3 separate regions of the Homo sapiens genome follow, and regions 2 and 3 are each linked to region 1. Evidence: chromatin loops called from intact Hi-C (ENCODE). Cell type or tissue: heart left ventricle. All regions are shown on one strand.

Region 1 (5,000 bases):
TAATTATGATATACATTCAGTGGCTTAAAAAACAGTAGACCTATTTCCATTTTACTAAATTAGGTTTTCAAGAGGTGCATTATTAAAGGCTATATTTTCTATTTGGTAGCCTAAAATTTCTCTAAATAGTTGGTTACTGTTAATGGCGCAAACATCTGTTTTCAGAAGTAACTATTATTCCTGTAAGAAGCATGCGTACTCTCAAACATGTTCCCATATTTTTTTTTAAATGCTATACTTATTTAAAAATTTTCCCTTAGGGAGCAAAAATAAAGTATACAGATTATCATTTTTTTCATTCCTCACTCGACTACGTCTAACAACATTAAGTATGTGGGGTGAGTCCATGCTACAAAATAGCAATCTAGTTAATCTCTTGTGAAAATTGCCTGGCCTCTCCTACATGACAGGGGGGATTCAGCTGTAGCACCCGCCTGTGCCGCCTTCAGTGCCTGCTTTAGCAATCCCAATCTTTGCTTTATCTTCTCCAACAAACGGCTCATGTTGCCTTGAACAGAAATTATATTTCTTGTTCGAAAGAGCAGATTTTAACTTTTATTTCCTCTAAAAAGATCGCAGCGCTATGAGAATAAAATCTATTATTTTTCACTCCTACTATATTCAGATCATTCTCATTTTAAAGCTAAGCATGATTTTTGCTATAGCGTAAAGATAGCAAATCAATATGGAATTTGCCAAAGATTTTCAAATGCATTCTCTTTCCGAGGCCCAAATGGTAGGTGCCCTCACACTTTGCAAGCAAATAATGAAGCTGAGCTGAAATATTTCAATCCTTTTCTCTAGAGTGTGGATTTGTCCTGCAGTTGTGGGGAGGTGGGTGTAGGTTCACCTTGTGCTCCACCCCACCCTCCCTCCGGTGGTGTTCCCAATAGCTGAAAAACGTGTGAGCTGTAAGAGAAAAACAAGACCTAGTGCTCGCCGTGCGGGAGTGAAGATGAGTTTTCACACACTGCCTTGGATTTTATACATCTCCAGACTTTAAGTCACCCAGTATGAATGACTGTAAATTCTTTTGGTTCCTATGGCCCTGGAAAGAATAAATTGCCAGCATTATCAAGATTTAAGTTGGTCTGAATATTCCAAGTATTCGATGCAGTGTTTTTCTTTAGGATGAGTCGGGGAAGTGGGGGACGGGGGCGGGAATGGCTTATCGCAATGGCGGTAATTTTTTCAAATCATGATCTGTGTAAAACACGGTATTATTTTATGATATTAGAATCCTCAGAGAAGATCCAATACTTAAGAAATGTAGTATTAATTGCAGGAGGGCACCTGAAAGGAAGCAGATTCGGATAATTTTCCCAGTCCTACACGGCTGATTTCTCTGGTGAAGGGATCCGGGCAGTGTCTTAGGAACTGCTCAAAGTTCCCAGATACCCAGTGCTGGGGGGTGTGGAGAAGGCGAGGGTGGCGACAGACCATACCTATGAAGCGGTGATTTTCTTTAATTGCCCCCAGAATATCCGTAGAGGTAGTAGGGACTCAATAAAGAAACACAAAGGAGACGAACACGGCACGATCGCCGGGGTCCGCGGCTGCTCTGCGAGGCCCAGCGCGCCCCAGGTCGCGGCTCCCCGGCCGCCAGCGCACCTTTCCATCTCCAGGGAAAATATTTAGACGGGAAACTCGAGTGCACCTTATTTTCTCTTTGGTTTATGAGTGACCCAGAAGGCTTCTAGCTCACAATCGCACGATTTCAGGACGAGGCTGCCGGAGAAGCGCTGGCGACCGAGGATGGGGGAAGGACAAAGAGGAAGAGGAGGCCTGGGAAGGAGAAAGGAGCGGCGGAGGGGCGGGGAGAGGACGGGGCGGGGAGAGGAGGGGCGGGGAGCAGAGGGAGAAGGGAAGGAGGGCGCCGGGCCCCTCGCAGGGACGCCGGGCGGGGCGCGGGCTTGCTGGAGCCTGCGGGACCCAGAGCCCGCTCCGGAGCCAGCCCTGGGAGTGGCCAGCTTGAACCCGAGGGCCCCGCAGACCGTTACTCCGGCCCCCGCCCGGGGCGGGGCGCGCGGGGGCGCGGCGCAGCCCAACCCGCACAGCCGCGTCCCCAAACACCACCGAGGAGGGAAAACAGACGGAGAAAAAGGACAAAACAGAAAAATGCAAAACGGGGGAGGGAGCTCACCGCCTCTCGAGCTTTAAATTGATTTCTTTGCCTTACAAAAAGGGAGAAAGGGAAAAGGAGAGCAGAGCCCACGTGCCGGGAAGGTTGCTGTCTTCAAGCGCCACCTTCCGTCGGCCAGGGCCGCCGCGGGGCTACCGGGCGGGCTCGGGGCGGCGACCCGGGGGAGCGGCCGAGCCCCGCGAGGGGCTCGCCGGGGAGCAGCTGCGCCCACCCCGGGGCAGGCCGGGCGCGGCTGACCGCGAGCCGGGCGGAGGCCGCCGTCTCAGGCTGGGCGCGTGCCCGAGTGTGTGCACCCGGGGAGTGAGCGCGCGCCGTCCGCTGTCGCCGTCGGGCCTCCCGGGGACTGGGCACAAAGGCGCGCGGGGCCTCTCCCGGGACCCGGTCCTCGGTTAGCGCCGGCGCCCGAACCATCCCGGTTCGCCCCGGGCCGCCCGCTCCCCGTGGTGCCGCGCGCCGCTTCCGAGCATCCCGGGAACAGGCGCATCTGTGCACACACGCGGATTTTTTAAAAATAACATATTTCTAGACATGCCTCCTCTCCCCCCACCCCCATCTTTGCAAAGCAGCCCGGAGGGCGGGGTGGAGGGGCGGGGCCTCCGAGTTAATAAAGGAAGATGGGCGGAGCCGGCCCCCAGCCATTGGCTAGCTGGGGGAGTGATGTCACCCATATGACACCCTGATAACTAGTTGAGAGAGAGACCTCAACTTTTTGCAGAAGGAGCGCGCGCGCCTGGGAGAGCTCGGGGTCCGGCGCTTGCGGTAGGAGCCACGAGCCGGAGAGAGGGGTCCCGGGCTGCCTCGACCGCCGTCGCCACCGCCTCTCCTGTCGCGACCGCAGCTCCCACCGCGCCGGCGGCCGTCGTCGCCGAAGCCACCACAGCCGCTGTGTGCAGCCTGGAAGGGGGGGCGGGGGGGAGGGGGGGAGCCGCGAAAGCGGGGTGCCGAGGACTTTGCAACTTGCCCAGGAAGGTGGAGGGGTGGGAGGGGGAGGGGGACCTCCGCACGAGACCCAGCGGCCCGGGTTGGAGCGTCCAGCCCTGCAGCGGATCATGGTGCAGCAGGCGGAGAGCTTGGAAGCGGAGAGCAACCTGCCCCGGGAGGCGCTGGACACGGAGGAGGGCGAATTCATGGCTTGCAGCCCGGTGGCCCTGGACGAGAGCGACCCAGACTGGTGCAAGACGGCGTCGGGCCACATCAAGCGGCCGATGAACGCGTTCATGGTATGGTCCAAGATCGAACGCAGGAAGATCATGGAGCAGTCTCCGGACATGCACAACGCCGAGATCTCCAAGAGGCTGGGCAAGCGCTGGAAAATGCTGAAGGACAGCGAGAAGATCCCGTTCATCCGGGAGGCGGAGCGGCTGCGGCTCAAGCACATGGCCGACTACCCCGACTACAAGTACCGGCCCCGGAAAAAGCCCAAAATGGACCCCTCGGCCAAGCCCAGCGCCAGCCAGAGCCCAGAGAAGAGCGCGGCCGGCGGCGGCGGCGGGAGCGCGGGCGGAGGCGCGGGCGGTGCCAAGACCTCCAAGGGCTCCAGCAAGAAATGCGGCAAGCTCAAGGCCCCCGCGGCCGCGGGCGCCAAGGCGGGCGCGGGCAAGGCGGCCCAGTCCGGGGACTACGGGGGCGCGGGCGACGACTACGTGCTGGGCAGCCTGCGCGTGAGCGGCTCGGGCGGCGGCGGCGCGGGCAAGACGGTCAAGTGCGTGTTTCTGGATGAGGACGACGACGACGACGACGACGACGACGAGCTGCAGCTGCAGATCAAACAGGAGCCGGACGAGGAGGACGAGGAACCACCGCACCAGCAGCTCCTGCAGCCGCCGGGGCAGCAGCCGTCGCAGCTGCTGAGACGCTACAACGTCGCCAAAGTGCCCGCCAGCCCTACGCTGAGCAGCTCGGCGGAGTCCCCCGAGGGAGCGAGCCTCTACGACGAGGTGCGGGCCGGCGCGACCTCGGGCGCCGGGGGCGGCAGCCGCCTCTACTACAGCTTCAAGAACATCACCAAGCAGCACCCGCCGCCGCTCGCGCAGCCCGCGCTGTCGCCCGCGTCCTCGCGCTCGGTGTCCACCTCCTCGTCCAGCAGCAGCGGCAGCAGCAGCGGCAGCAGCGGCGAGGACGCCGACGACCTGATGTTCGACCTGAGCTTGAATTTCTCTCAAAGCGCGCACAGCGCCAGCGAGCAGCAGCTGGGGGGCGGCGCGGCGGCCGGGAACCTGTCCCTGTCGCTGGTGGATAAGGATTTGGATTCGTTCAGCGAGGGCAGCCTGGGCTCCCACTTCGAGTTCCCCGACTACTGCACGCCGGAGCTGAGCGAGATGATCGCGGGGGACTGGCTGGAGGCGAACTTCTCCGACCTGGTGTTCACATATTGAAAGGCGCCCGCTGCTCGCTCTTTCTCTCGGAGGGTGCAGAGCTGGGTTCCTTGGGAGGAAGTTGTAGTGGTGATGATGATGATGATAATGATGATGATGATGGTGGTGTTGATGGTGGCGGTGGTAGGGTGGAGGGGAGAGAAGAAGATGCTGATGATATTGATAAGATGTCGTGACGCAAAGAAATTGGAAAACATGATGAAAATTTTGGTGGAGTTAAAGTGAAATGAGTAGTTTTTAAACATTTTTCCTGTCCTTTTTTTGTCCCCCCTCCCTTCCTTTATCGTGTCTCAAGGTAGTTGCATACCTAGTCTGGAGTTGTGATTATTTTCCCAAAAAATGTGTTTTTGTAATTACTATTTCTTTTTCCTGAAATTCGTGATTGCAACAAAGGCAGAGGGGGCGGGGCGGGGGAGGGGAGGTAGGACCCGCTCCGGAAGGCGCTGTTTGAAGCTTGTCGGTCTTTGAAGTCTGGAAGACGT
Region 2 (5,000 bases), 180 kb before region 1:
TAACAATCCATGAACATCTTTTCTTTTTTCTTCTTTGAGATGGAGTTTTACTCTTGTCACCCAGGCTGGAGTGCAATCACGTGATCTCAGCTCACTTCAACCTCCGCCTCGTGGGTTCAAGCAATTCTCCTGCCTCAGCCTCCCGAGTAGCTGGGATTACAGGCACCCACCACCACGCCCGGCTAATTTTGTATTTTTAGTAGAGACAGGGTTTCTCCATGTTGGCCAGGCTGGTCTCGAACTCCCGACCTCAGGTGATCCACCCACCTCGGCCTCCCAAAGTGCTGGAATTACAGGCGTAAGCTGCCATGCCCAGCCCAATCCATAGATTTCTCTCCTATATGTTTCTATCCATAGCCACTGTCTCTCGCTACTTTGGTTTTTCTCTATTGGTCTCACTTTGTTCTAAGAAATAAAAATAAAATAGTTTCCAAATGGCAGTATTATCCCTCCAAGTACCATCTCATATTTCATCTTCTTTTTATTTCAAAACCTCTGGACACACTTTCTCAGTGTCTTTAAGCACTTTTCCTTTTTTTTTTTTTTTTCCTAATATCTCATTGGCCAGGATCGTGGTGCTAGAGATGTACTAGTGTAGTCTTTTATTCTGAGTAGCAATGAGCTCAGCTTTTCCTGAGGAAGAAGGGGAAATTAGACATTAGGAAGCAACCAGATGTTTCTGTCATACTCTTCCACCACTGATGATATCTCCTCTGTCTCCAGATCTATGACACATTTTCCTCTTCTCTCTTTCGAGGATGTAGTTTAATAGTAGACACACTAAATATACAGGAATTACTTTGATGCAAGGCGGAAAACTAAAATTCATTAAACACAAGTTCTAAGTGCTATGAAAACACAGAAAGACCAGTGAGTTCTGATGCACGCCTGGGTAGGCTGGGATGAAAAGACCATCCATATGGTCTGACTTGGCTCTTCCAGAACAAAACACAGAGAGCAAATGATCATAATCGTGTGGCACCCTGTGAGTAAGTGGACAAGGTTCTTTATGACCAGAGACACCAAGCACAGGAACTCTGGCTTCTCCAAGGCCTGGAGGTGCTGAGGTCTTAACAAATCTGTAGCCCATATAGTACAATGCTTAGAAAACTACTCTAAACTTCCCCTAATGTAACACAACAAAACCTCCTAGGTACTGTTAAGAATTTGGAAGCAGTCCATCCGTTTTCAGACTAGGAATTAATTCTTACTAAGAAGTCTCCTCCTATGATATCCAGAAGGACACAGACACATATAACAGTGGCTTACGATTTGAGGGGACAAAATTTTACATCAGTATTATCATTTTAGACATGATGACTGAAGATACATGCATTTGGGAATCTTACAATTACCCAGTATGATGTATGATCTGAGGACTGGAGATCATGAATAAGTTGACCAAGACAGAAGCTTTGTGATGGAGGAAGCATTGAAACTCAGATGGTTTTGTGTTAAGTGGATGTTTTTCTACTCTGTCGCTAGGCTAGGTGCATGAAACGGCTGGGTGTGTGGGCTTTCAGATGGCATTTTTGGTGCTACCTCTACCAGAAAGCAAATCCAGAAATGCAGCAAGGATCAGATCTTCCAGGCCATGTAATGACATTGGCTTTAGCTGTGGCTGCTGTCCTGAGAGAAGCCTGTAAGCAGGGTGAGGGTATGGAGGGAGATCAGTTAACAGACAAACAAAATAATCCGGGAGAAAGATGATACTGCCCTGAACAATGGAGATAGTAATAGAATTTTAAGACGTTATCAGACTCCAGTTATATTTGAAGGTCGAACAAGCGGAATTTTCTGAATGAATGGATATATGGTAAGAGAAAAAAAAAAGACAGCAAGGGTAATCCCAAGGTTCTTGGCCTGAACAACTGCAGAGATGTTGTTTTTTACTGAGAATGGACAATTGTGAAGGAAAAAAAATAGTTTTGGATGTGTCATCTTTAAGATTCCTAACAGAGCAAAAAGGGAAAGATCCAATTAGAAATTGTATATACCAGCCTTGAGGTCAGGAAAGAAGTCTGACCTAGAGATGTGAATTTGAGTCATCACAACATGAAAGGTATTTATTTTAATTATTATTATTATTAGTTTTTGATGGAGTCTTGCTCTGTCACCAGGCTGGAGTGCAGTGGTGCGATCTTGGTTCACTGCAACCTCCGACTCCTGGGTTCAAGCCGTTCTCCTTCCTCAGCCTCCCGAGTAGCTGGGATTACAGGCACATGCCACCATGCCTGGCTAATTTTTGCCTTTTTAGTAGAGCCAGGGTTTCACCATGTTGGCCAGGATGGTCTTGATCTCCTGACCTTGTGATCCACCTGCCTCAGCCTCCCAAAGTGCTGGGATTACAGGTGTGAGCCACTGCGCCTGGCCACAACATGGAAGATATTTAAGTATTTAAGGTTCAATGAGATTTCCTAGAGATAAATGTAGAAAGAAGCAAGAGAAAAATCTAAGGCCCAAGCCCTATCTTTTTAGACAGTTAGATGTAGAGGAAGATCATGAGAAGTGGGCACAGTAGACTGGGAAGATATGGCTAGTGACCACAAGGAAAACCAGGAGTGTGGGGTGTTCAGAAAGACAGGGGAAGAAAGCGTCTCAGACAGGAGCAAACAACAGACTGTGTTGAATGCTGCTGGGAGATCAAATAAGATAAAGATGGGAAAATGGCCACCAGATTTAGCAATAAAGAGGACATTGATGACTTCAAGAAAAACCACTTCCTTGGAGTGGTGAGAACAGAAGCCTGATTTCAGAGATGTAAGATGGAATGGAATGAGAGGCAGTGCACACAGAGATGTAAACAGAATGTGAGGATTTTGGTGTTAAAAGTGAAGGAAGAAATGAAGCGGTAGCTGGAAGGGATGTGGAGTCAAGGTATAAAGAAATAAATCTTTTTTTTTTTTGATGAGAGAAATTACAGCATATTTGCACATGGATGGCATGATAATTGGAGAGAAAAATTGATGATTTTGTAAAAATATAGTGATGCCCATGATTAGACCAAAAGAGAAGGGATCTAATTCTGAAGAAGATAGCCCTAGACAGGAACATCGGGAAGTCATTTATAAGAGTAGGAGCTAAGGCAATTACGTGGTTTCATTGATGTGTATTGTAAGGATAGGAAATCCTCCTCTGATTGCTTCTATTTTTCTCAAGGATGTAGAAGGCAAGGCCATTAGCTGAGATTGAGGATAAAGGAGGTGGTACTGGTGGTTTGATGTGAAGGAGAAATAAGCTACTTATCCAGGAAAAGCAAAAATTAAGGAATCAGAAATACCCAAGGGTTGCTAGAAAGCACTGACAGCCTCAACGTGATGGTCATAATTGTTTTTTAATTTTTGAGACAGGGTCTCCTTCTGTCACCCAGGCTGGAGTACAGTGGCTCCATCAGGGCTCACTGCAGCTTCAATCTCCTGTGTTCAAGCAATTCTCCCATCTCTACCTGCCAAATAGTTTGGGATTACAGTTGTGTGCTATTATGCCGATATTATGCCCCAATTTTTTTTTTATAGACAGGGTCTCACTATGTTGCCCAGGCTGGCCTTGAACTCCTGAGCTCAAGTGATCTGTCCACCTCAATTTCTCAAAATGCTGGGGCTACAGGTGTGAGCCACTATGCCCAGCCCAAACATTTAGAAAGATCAGTCAGTATGCTTTTGAATTTCTCTACATCCAAGTTCAGCTTTTTGAGTATAAAGATAGAACAGGTAGAAACTTAGACTAGCGTTTTCATGAGCACCTCAGATGGCAAGAGAGAAGCAAGAGAGGGCTTATGTTGACTATAGAGTCTAATATGGAATCGGGAGGAAGTGAGAACCTGAGAAAGATGAGGGTCAGATAAAATGCAGTAGGAAGAGTTGATGGTCTATTCTGTTCATGTTAAATAATGGTTGGATTGCAGGAACTTGAGTAAGTGTGCAGAAGATATAGGAAATTAAGGGCATAGAATGGAATGCTTGAAACTGTGATAATGGAGGGACATAGTCAATGGTAATGACAAGTCCCAAAATGTGACCTTGAGAATGGGAGTCTGAAGTGGGAGGGAGTGCAAGATAATTGGAGCAGAGGATGCCAAAGAACTTAGACAGGGTAATGAAAAGGTCATCTCTGTAGTCAGTGCAGTTTCCAAGAATTATGGCAGAAGTAGTCCTGGAGGGAGGAGCAGGGAGCCAGGAGCCACAACTAGGAAAAGAGAATCTTCTGAGTGTTGGTAGATACTGCAAAAAGCAAAGATAGTGGTGGTGGGTATAAGCATCAGAGGTGGAAGGGGTTAGAGTGGAGAACCGGATACTCTGGAAATGGCAGTAAAAAGCAATGAATACATTGATCTCACCCCAAGGTCCAGCTGTGCAAAGATGTTGGAGAGAAAACAACCACTTTGAGATGACTGTGGGCATTGGGGGAAGGTAGTTGTAGACAAAGTTTGAAAACAATATTCAATATTCAAGGGAAAGTTTGAAGGTGTGGGCATTCTGTTCATGATAGACTTTAGTCTCAGGAGGTAGAGAAGGAATAAGGGAAGGATTTGATAGCTGAGGAAGCATGAGGGATGAAGTCACTTTAGAGGTGCACAGAGCTGTACAGCCCGTGTATCTTGGCCTTATGTTCATTTTTTTTTTTTTTTTTTTGAGACAGAGTCTCACTCTGTCACCCAGGCTGGAGTGCAGTGGTGCCATCTTGGCTCACTGCAACCTCCGCCTCCTGGATTCAAGCTATTCTTCTGCCTCAGCCTCCCAAGTAGCAGGGACTACAGGCGCAGGCCAACAAGGCCAACTAATTTTTGTGTTTTTAGTAGAGACAGAGTTTCACCATATTGGCCAGGCTGGTCTTGAACTCCTGACCTTGTGATTCACCCACCTCAGCCTCCCAAAATGCTGGGATTACAGGCGTGAGCCACCACACCTGGCCTTATGTTCATTTTTTACTTTTGGAGGTAACTAATATAAATAGATGAAGGGTACAATGGGATTAGTCCTGATGGTGTTTGAGACTTGCAA
Region 3 (5,000 bases), 220 kb after region 1:
TATTCTATGAGAGGTCTCTGAGCTCAAAAACCCTCGCAAACATCAGTGGCCCGGCTGGACCTCTACCCTGCTACCCAGATGGCGACCTAGTAGGAGACCACCTTCTGAGTCAGCCAGATCAACCTTCTTCTTGTTGACAAATACTGAGTAGCCACTCCATGCCAGGCACTGAAGATACAAAAGTGAGCAAAACCAACATAACCTTTGTGTTCTCATGGTGTTTCCATTGTAGAGGGGGATGCAGACATTGTTCAGTAATCACTGTAAGAGTGTGTATTAAAAGTGATATAAGGCCGGGCATGGTGGCTCACGCCTGTAATCCCAGCACTTTGGGAGGCCAAGGCGGGCAGATCATGAGGTCGGGAGATGGAGACCATCCTGGCCAAAATGGCGAAACCCTGTTTCTACTAAAAATATAAAAATTAGCTGGGTGTGGTGGCGCATGCCTGTAATCCCAGTTACTCAGGAGGCTGAGGCAGGAGAATTGCTTGAACGAGGGAGTCAGAGATTGCAGGGAGCCAAGATCGCGCCACTGCACTCCAGCCTGGTGACAGAGCGAGACTCCATCTCACAAAAAAAAAAAAAAAAAAAAAAAAAAAAAGTGATATAAAAGATCCAAATAAATCCTATGTGTCATATAATAAACTTGGCCTAGATTAGGCAATCAGGGAACGATGTCTAGGGGAAGTGATATTTGAGCCAAAATCTGAGGAACAGGAGTTAACTAAAGGAAGGAGGAACGTGAGTTTCCGGAGAGATGAAACAAACATATGCAGGGGAAGAACGTGACATCATAAAATCTAAAGGAAGGCCAGTAGGCTGGAGGAGAAATCCTGACGGGCAGAGGCAATGAAGTGTCTAAGATGCAATGTGGGAGCCAGGCTGGTCCACTTAGGGACTCAGGCCGGGAAAGAGATTCTGCCCCTGAATCTAAGTGATAATGAAGAGGCGCTGTAGGTTTTAAGTTGAAGGTTAACTTAGATTTGAATTTGAAAAGACCAATTTGGCATTCACTTTCCTAGATGCAACCAAACAGTTTTTGAATCAACTTTTAACTTACACTCCTTAGGTAGGCAATTTTCAAACAATCTTCAAGGCTTGGTGCTTATTTTGCATATAAATGGCTGGGCTAATTTGCGCTGCTTATAGCTTAGACCCAAAGGATGCTGGCCAACTAGGGTTTTCTGGCCTTTCTGTGCAAATGAGGCTCTTTCATTTCCTTGAAGAGTTGAGCTCATTGGGAAAAAGCCAGAAGCATCGACAACAGTCAAGGATGGTGTTTGGGGCAGGAGTTTAATTAACTAATAGGAAGATTGACAACAGATGTTGAGAACCTGCAACAGGGGGGACTTCAGATAAGGTACCAGAAATTCCACTTTCACCCTTGATAGAGCACTTAGCCACTTTGGGCTTCTGTTTCCTTGTTTATAAAATAGGATTCTTTCATTCATGCATTTGTTTTTTCTTGTTTTTAAATAATGCCCATTTACCAAATCTTGTGCTAAGCTCTGGAGATACACAAAATAAATAAAGTGTGGGGCCAGGCTTTAAGTCACGCACTGTCACTAGGGAAGAGAAGATCCAATCTTTAGTGAGCACTTACTGCATTCTGACAGTGTTTGGTACTTTCATATGCATTCCATTCTCTAATTCTTACAACAACCAGGGGAGATCATCAGCTTCTTAGCCGCACTCTTAGAAATAGGAAAACTAAGACTTAGAGAGAGGAAGTACCTAACCTAAGCTCAGGCAGATGGTAAATGGCAGAGCCAGCTTTCACACTCAAGGCTGTTTGATTCCAAAGCCCATGTTCTTTTCACTGTAACACACTGTAAGCAAGTCATTACAGAACCAAGTGATAAGTGTTTTAGAGGAGGTATGTACAAAGAATTATGGGAGCAGAGTGGGGCGAGACTAATAATAGCTTCCCTGATGTTTCATAGGGCCGTCTGGAGGATCACATGCACTAATGGACTTGAAAGTGCTTTGTAAACTAAAAAGTGCTATATAAATATAAGGGATTATTGTAACCCACATATCCGGATCTGCTATGTGAGGGTGCTGAGTAATTCTCAGTGTGAGAAATACATGCTTGGACTATGGCTATTTAATTCCTTCATTTCCAGGACTTTCTTGGCATTCACTAAACCACAGGGGTGGGTCTGGCAGCCAGCAATCTCACACATTCTAAATGGAAGCTGATGCCTGTCAGCTGTGTGGGGACATTCCTGGGTGCTGAGCGCTCAAATGGCACTCCAGGTTTTTATCTCTGAGCTGAAAGGGAAAGGATTGATTTAGCTTGGAGAGCTCCCGAGCAACTCTCCTCCCTCTCCTGCTGTCCAGAACCCAGCAGCCCCTAAGAAGGCCCTCCCAATGCCTCAACTCCCAATGATTTCCTGCTGGGACTGCCCACAGAAATAAGCTCCAGCAGGGGCCAAGCTGAGTCACCGTCTCCACCTTGCGGTGGGGCCCTGGGGAGAGGGATGGCTTGGAGACAGGGCCTGTTTATAATTACAGGGATTTTCCAGGCTACCCAGGATGGGGACAGGGTGGATTGTAAGCAGTTGTGCTCAGTAGCCAGGGAGTGACAATAGGGCTGTGTGACCCAACTTGGAGTCCACTAGGAGAAATGTGTGACCAGGCTAAGAACAGAGATCCTCCCACCGGCCAGTACTGTGGTTAGCATGGGCACTGCCTTTGTGAATATCTATCTATTCACATGGATGGGCATCCTTATTTTTTCTAAGTAGGAAGGCCTATCATCTTATTGTAGACTTAATTTTAAGGCCTCTCTAACTTACTAGGGCTCATGAAAACAGCTCATACTGCTGCCCCTGCTGGTCTCTCTGTCTCCTAAACATACAGGTTTGTATCATGAAGACTGGCAGCCCAAGGGTCAGGCCTGGCTCATGCAAGCTTTTCCCTCTCCAATGCCTCACTCCTCCAAGGCAAGTCACAGTAGGACAAGCACTGGGGCAGACTTGAGGACTGGAAGAGAGGCCGACTCGCCTCCTTGCTGTCTGTCCTCCTTCTCCTGCTCAGCCACACCCCTATCTCATATGCATGGGGTTTTCACCAGGCTCCCTTGTCCCACGAGTGTATTGACACAACCCTGCCTGTTCCTTATAGTCTGCAGAACAAGGATTAGCACCCTCGCCTCAAGGGGTCCCTCTGCTGGTGGAAATGACCCAGAAAGAGAAGGCATCAGAAGCCCAAGGAGAACCCTACCTTTTGGAGGAGCCATGGCTGCAATGAGGAGTTTGACAGTCCCACAAATATTAACCATGTCCCCACAGAAAGGAATCAGCAAAATCCGAGAAGCAGAAAGGCAGGAGAGATGAGAGCCAGGAGAGAATCATTCCTCATATTTCAAGAAAAGAGATAGCTTTAAGAAGAAGAGGTAGGCAGTGGTTAAATTTCGGATAACATTAAATAGGATGAGGCTCCACCGAAGTTAAACCACTGATGAGTTTTACAAGAATGATATCCAGAACCTGGTGGAGATTTCAACAAACTGAAGTGGGAAGGAAGCAGATATAGACTGCCTTCCCTAGAACTTTGGAGGTGATAAGAATAAAAGAGGAAAATCAGAGAGATCAAGGGTTCTTTTATTCATTCATTTTTAATATGGAATCTTTTCATCATATTTATTGATTGGCAGGTGGTGTAAAGAAAGAGATTTAAGGCATGTCGGAGATAGCATGTTTGGTTGGACTAGTGCAGTCTCAGTTCAGACCTGATGGCCCCCTATGCCTTCCCATCATAGCTTCCTTTTCCTCCGGTTTGGATGAATTATTACATGCTTAGAAGGTTAGAAAAATAAGAGAGATTGCATTCAGGACCTCGATGGAGGGGTGAGCCTTTGTCTAGTGGAAAGATTCTGTTTCCTCTGGAGAGGTAAACAAGGAGAAAAATACCAGTGAAGACATACAAATATTTTGAAATGGATGAGAGGGAAAGGAGGCCATTGATAGAGAATCATCAACTCATCATGCTGAGATGGTCTTTTGAGAGTGAGAAGGCAGGTCATTTTGCAGACTGAAAGACGGCAAGCAGGTGTGGGATAGATGAGAGGAAATATGCATATTGGTTAGCCCTCAGTTTATTTACCTGTAAGGTCCCTACATTAGCTGATACGGTTTAGCTCTGTGTCCCCACCCAAATCTCATCTTGAGTTGTAATTCCCATGTGTCAAGGAAGGGACCTGATTTGTGGTGACTGGATTATGGGGGCGGTTTCCCCCACGCTGTTCTTGTGATAGTGAGTGAGTCTCATGAGACCTGATGGTTTTAAAAATGGCAGTATTTCCTGTGCTCACACTTCACTTCTCTCACCTGCTGCCATGTAGGACATGCCTGCTTCTCCTTCTGTCATGATTATAAGCTTCCTGAGGCCTCCCCAGCCATGTGAAACTGTGAGTCAATTAAACCTCTTTTCTTTATAAATTACCCAGTCTTGGGTAGTGTCTTTATAGCAGTGTGAGAATGAACTAATATATTAGCCAAACTATTTATATTGCACAGCTTACCTATACATGCTACACTGGGTTCTTATATCCAATCCTAGAATGACCTGGTGTTTGGATTGCAAAGAGCCCTGTTTGGTAGGAATGTGCAGAGTCTGGGTGCCATCACTGCATGTTATTGTCTCTTGCCATATGCTACCTTTTACAAAGATAGCTGTCTCCTGCCATCAATAGGGCACATATGCTGACCACAATTTCCAGACTTTCTCAGCACTTATGTGTCATAGCTTCCTTGAGACATATAGCATGAGTTCGAGGCAGCTGGCTAGAAGCCACCCTAATGGCCCTCCTAGTTCAGTGTCACAGATTCTCATAAGGTGGGGCCGGGCAAAGGGAGAGGTGTTCTCATAGCAGGTTTCCAGAAGAGAAGCAGACATCAAGATGGATAATTCCCTAGGAGGATGATTATCTAGGATCCAGGACCGATTTTGATAAGAACACTGAGCTTATGTAGTTTTAAATTGCCCTAATTTCA

Evidence for each region. Peaks named below come from ENCODE experiments on the same cell type or tissue, not always from the same donor. Only the 100,000 strongest peaks of a DNase experiment are listed, where the experiment ranks them.
Region 2: a loop joins it to region 1, with 2.4 times the contacts of the local background. A loop is called at or near these places in 3 of 110 quality-filtered maps.
Region 3: a loop joins it to region 1, with 11 times the contacts of the local background. A loop is called at or near these places in 19 of 110 quality-filtered maps.

The regions. Positions count from the first base shown.
Region 1 is chr2:5,689,530-5,694,529 of GRCh38, forward strand. It overlaps SOX11 (SRY-box transcription factor 11), which reads left to right and starts at 2,855. Exons shown (of 1, transcript NM_003108.4): 1 at 2,855-5,000. The coding sequence starts at 3,193. The coding sequence ends at 4,518. It overlaps LINC01248 (long intergenic non-protein coding RNA 1248), which reads right to left and starts at 1,589. Exons shown (of 5, transcript NR_110580.1): 1 at 1,446-1,589. LOC124908052 (a long non-coding RNA gene) reads right to left here and starts at 1,434. Exons shown (of 2, transcript XR_007088653.1): 1 at 1-1,434. In heart left ventricle, a CTCF peak has its summit at 2,228 (motif pointing left); a DNase peak (open chromatin) is centred at 2,917; H3K4me3 peaks cover 3,272 bases; H3K27me3 peaks cover 3,835 bases.
Region 2 is chr2:5,512,787-5,517,786 of GRCh38, forward strand. No RefSeq gene overlaps it. Among named protein-coding and RNA genes, the nearest start is that of LINC01248, 180 kb to the right of the region's middle. In heart left ventricle, no CTCF peak of the experiment used is centred here; no DNase peak of the experiment used is centred here.
Region 3 is chr2:5,913,067-5,918,066 of GRCh38, forward strand. No RefSeq gene overlaps it. Among named protein-coding and RNA genes, the nearest start is that of SILC1, 17 kb to the right of the region's middle. In heart left ventricle, CTCF peaks have their summits at 2,477 (motif pointing left) and 3,180 (motif pointing left); no DNase peak of the experiment used is centred here; H3K27ac peaks cover 1,836 bases.